Regions from separate parts of the Homo sapiens genome. Here region 1 is linked to region 2. Evidence: chromatin loops called from intact Hi-C (ENCODE). Cell type or tissue: PC-3. All regions are shown on one strand.

The links. Peaks named below come from ENCODE experiments on the same cell type or tissue, not always from the same donor. Only the 100,000 strongest peaks of a DNase experiment are listed, where the experiment ranks them.
Region 1: a loop joins it to region 2, with 5 times the contacts of the local background. A loop is called at or near these places in 3 of 110 quality-filtered maps.

The regions. Positions count from the first base shown.
Region 1 is chr5:27,853,837-27,856,336 of GRCh38, reverse strand. No RefSeq gene overlaps it. Among named protein-coding and RNA genes, the nearest start is that of PURPL, 380 kb to the right of the region's middle. In PC-3, no CTCF peak of the experiment used is centred here; no DNase peak of the experiment used is centred here.
Region 2 is chr5:27,905,914-27,908,413 of GRCh38, reverse strand. No RefSeq gene overlaps it. Among named protein-coding and RNA genes, the nearest start is that of LINC02103, 380 kb to the left of the region's middle. In PC-3, no CTCF peak of the experiment used is centred here; a DNase peak (open chromatin) is centred at 1,003; H3K4me3 peaks cover 449 bases; H3K27ac peaks cover 528 bases.

The DNA of each region.
Region 1 (2,500 bases), 52 kb after region 2:
AACATAACTGCAACAACAACAAAAAGTCAACCTGAACAATTCCTGTGTCCTTTTCTTTAGGCATAGGTTCTGTTTTATTCATTATCACAATTTTCAAGGCAATTCATTTATCTAAATTTATTTTGTTTGTATGATATAAGTTAAAAAGAAATATCTTTATATAAGATTTGCAGCCTTTCCTTGAACATCACACTGAGATATTTTTTATTAAAGAAAATAGATGAGAAAAACATTATGAATTCATGCTTGTCATATATAATTTGGAAAAAGCAAATTCTTCAGGGACTCTCACTTTTGAGTATAAAAGAAAGCATGCTTGCTACCAAATTTTTTTCCTCTTATTTGAAAGAAAAAACAAGCAGAAAGATTTTATAACATAGTTGGTAGAACAAATTGAGGATAGTATTAATATAAATATATTATGTCTAGATTAATTTTGAGCTTGCTAATTTTTTTCCTCAGCTTTTACTTGCCCTTTCATTTCATAAAACATTCTTTTTCAAAGATCAAGGGCAACTCCCTTTTTCTTGTATGGTCTCAGACTAATTAACGGATTTTATGGGAGAGTTCCAGATTTCTGAGTCAGAACAACAAAGTTACTTATAAACTGCTTCTTATGTCTGGACAATGGTTTCTATCATCCAATGTTTCTCTCTCTGTTTTTAGGAGGGTTGAAAAGAAAGGGTTTCCACATCCTAACCCCAGAACTAGTTAATATATTACTTTACACAGAAAAGGACTTTGCCTATGTGATTAAATTGAGGATCTTGGGATGGTGAATATCCTGGATAATCTGAGTTGAGTGATGAGAGGAAGAGGTCTCTAGCCCAGGAATGCAAGCAGCTTCCAGAAGGTGTAAAAGGCAAGGAAACAGATTCTCTTGCAGAGATTCCAGAAAGAACCAACCCTGCACACACCTTGATTATAGCCCAACAAGACTAATGTTGTACATCATTACTTACCTCAAGAACAGTAAGGTAATAAATATGTGAATTTTTTTTCCTTGAGATAGAGTCTCACTCTGCTGTCCAGGCTGGAGCATAGTAGCACAATCACAGCTCACTGCAGCCTCAAACGCCTGCATTCAAATGATACCCTGACATCAACTGCCTGCTGCAGCTGGCTTATTTTTAGTATTTACTAGAGTCGGGGTCTCACTATGTTTCCTAAGGCTGGTCTAAAACTCACAGAATCAAGTGATTCTCCTGCCTTAGCTTCCCAAAGTGCTGGGATTTCAAGCATGAACCACTATGTCTAGCCAGTTTTTTTAGCCACTAAGTAGGTGGTAATTTGTTACAGCAGCAATAAGAAACGAATACATAGGGTGTATTCATGGTCAATTTTCAGGATTATACTAGGTCACTGTTCTCCCAGCAACCCGGATTATGAGTTTTATTTTCTTTACAGAAAATTATTGCCAGTGATGATGTCCCCAAACTTGGGATTTCCTAAGCTATACTTTTCTATTTTCTATTAGAAATATAAAAACATATTGTATTAGTCAGGGTTCTCTAGAGGGACAGGCCTAATAGGACAGAAATATCTATGAAAGAGAGTTTATTAAGGAGTATTGACTCATACAATCACAATTTGAAGTCTCACAACAGAGTGTCTGTAAGCTCAGGAGGAAGGAAGCCAGTCTGAGTCCCAAAACCTCAAAAGTAGGGAAGCCAGTAGTACAGCTTGCAGTCTATGGACAAAGGCAAACCACTGGTGCAAATCCAGGAGTCCAAAAGCTGAAGAAATTGGAGTCTGATGTTCAAGGGCAGGAAGCATCCACCATGTGAGAAAGATGAAGGCCGGAAGACTCAGCAAGTCTGGTTCTTCCAGCTTCTTCTGCCTGCTTTATTCTAGCTGCTCTTGCAGCTGATTAGATGGTGACCACATGGATAGAGGGTGGGTCTGTCTCTCCCAGTCCACTGACTCAAATGTTAATCTCCTTTGGCAACACCCACACAGACACATCCAGGAACAATACTTTGCATTCTTCAATCCAATCAAGTTGACACTCAGTGTTAACCACCACACATATCAAGCGTCTAAACGTTTCTGTGGTTTAAGCAAGTTAAAAAGATTACATAAAAAAATCTCAGGCTTTTGATCTCTTGCCATGTTTTAAGTTTGTTGAATTAAATATTAGAATTGAAAACGCCAAACTTTCTGGTAATATCTTACCTGTTAATGGCTAATCAAGTCCATCTCTCCTTAAATAGGAAAAACATTGTCCCACAATGGGTTACTTCAGATCCTGCAGGAAGCAACTGCTGAGGAAGAATTTCAAAAATCTGCAAAAATTTATTAGAAGAAACACCTATGAGAACAAATGAAAAGGTTGGATGAAAGGGTTGGGTGAGTCTTCAGAGCATGATACAATTCTAACCCAGTGAAGGAGAGGGAGAAAGAAGTTTGGATGAAAGCATTAGGGCTCTCTAAGTTTGTCAAGGATACTGGGGACTTCTTGGGCAAAAGACTTGTGGCTTCTAAGAAGCTCACTGCACTT
Region 2 (2,500 bases):
AAGACAAACGCCTGTTTATGTTATATGGGGAAACCTTGCTATGTACCTCAGTGACATCAGAGATATCACGAAATAAAATTATTTACTAATGAATTTAGTCCTCATAAAATTAGCCTATATTTATCTTTTGCCTTTATCCTAGTCCACCATCTCAATTTATTAGCCTCACCTTCTCTCTAAGTATCCACAGCAAAAAATACAATGCAATGAAATCATGCAATTACTTCTGAAATGAGATTGTAAGATTTGCAAGAGATGAAAGTTTTCTTAGAAATCATGATAAGTTTCCCAAATCTCACACAAAGGTATTGACATGTGAGGATCTGGTAGTGTTTGACTAGGAAACTATAAAAGAAGTAGACAATGGAAATGCATGTGCATTTATCTCTTCACTAGAGAATGGATTAAATACCAACAGAAATTCACGAAGTGCTAACTTTTAAATAAATAATACACTTCAAATATAATGAAAAAGACAAATATGAGGTCAATGCTTTTATGTCATTACTTCTTTTAAAATCAATACTTGCATATGTTTTTTCAGGAAACATGAAATATAATTTTACTGAACATAAATGAAATAAAATGTATCGAGGTTTATTTTTCAGGGTAAGAAGATACAGTCTCCACAAAAATAAATTTTCTCTTTTTAATGGATTAACTTAAAGTGGTGCTTACCAATTATAAATCTGATAGGGCATTTCAAATTAAATTTGTGCAAAACTAAATTTTTTATTTCTATATGAAGAAAAGTGGTATCTTTCCCCAAACTTATCCCTTTCTCTGAATAGTAACTCAATTATGCCAGTTGCACAGATTAAAATTTAATTGTATTCATTGGTCTTTTTTTTTTTTTTTACATCTCTCCATGATCAATCTGCTAGCAATTTCTCTTGGCTTAGTATTTGAAATAAATACAACTAAGTTCTGAAATGTTTATTCTGTCATTCTATTTCAAGTCAGCATTACTCATCACTCAGAAAATAGTACCAACTTCCAAGTTGGTCTCACTGCTTCTACTTTTGCCTGTTTAAATTATAGTCTTTACTCATCAGCCAGAGTGATACTTTGAAAACTGAAGTAAGACTGTTGGACTTTTCTACTCATATTCTCCCAATGGTTTACATTTCACTCAACAAAACATTATAAGTCTTCATTATGCTGTATATGGCTCTACAGTATATAGTTACCGAACACTCTTGTGTTTGGATCTCTGACCTCATCACTTTACAATCTCATTCATTCACACACCTTTTCCAACTCGGCCTTCTTTGTACTTCTTGGACTTTTCAAACACACCCATTGTGCATTTTAGGTCTTGCTATTTCTTGTCCTGGAATGTTCTCCCCTTCTCTTTATGGGAGTAATTGTTGTCTCACTTTATTTAGCTCTTTGTTCAACTGTCTTCTTATCTAAGATGACTTTATTGATTGTTATGACTCAAATAACCCCTCCCCATAAACTGCCTCTTTTATGATAACACTTCGTTTTTATTCTTCATGTTTACCATTATCAACGAGGTATTTATTAACTTGTTTGTTGTCTCTTTTCCGACTATAAATACCTTTTTTTTGTTCAACACCATTTAATTCACACCTAGTATTTAGTACACACTCAGTAAATATTTGTCTTCCAAAAAGAATATGTTAAAGGCAATGAATGAGATGGCATGGGCAGGGAGTTTAAAGTTACCAGGTGCTAGCAACCAGAAAGTAGTGTGGGCTATTCAATTTATTGTCCTTAACATGCATGCCAACGGTGAGGAATGCTCAGGATTGCTCATAGATCTAGAAATCTGTGAGGCTCTTCAAAACATGCCTAAACCACATAAAACATATCACTGTAGACTTTATAATGAATACAGTAACTATATCCTTAAGTCAGAACTATGAGATAATCTTGGTAGTAGAAATGATAAAAGTAGTGTTAGCAATACAACAATTATAGATGCCATTTATTATTTGCCATAAAATCTATACTGATCTTAGCTTGTTACATATATTATCTTGTCATGCAATACCATCTTTAAAATTACTGTAAAATCATACATTTTAAAGATGAGCAAATTGATTTAAACGAGTCCAGAAATATGTTCAAAGTTATGTTCTAATGTGATTAAAAGCCCAGATGTAATCCCTAGACCACTTGACTTTAAAACCTTTACAATGCCGTATCTGCTAGCATGACATGAAAGCATCTATTCCATATTTGCCATTTGCATCAACTTTAAGGTGTATCATTTCTTTAAAAGTTATTTCAGAGCTTCATTGATTTTTCTTGGTATTTAATTCACTCTCTACTGAGTAACTCATATGCATTTGCAAGGTCTGTGAAAATAACCTGCTGTAAATGAGTAGGGGAGATTTTCCCTGAGGGAATAAAAAAAATCATAGAGAAAATGTGTTAAAAATGTTTCTTTATGTAGATAGATAATAGATACTGAGATAGATAGATAGATAAGTATACAGTAAACTCTATGACAAAATATCTACTATGTTCT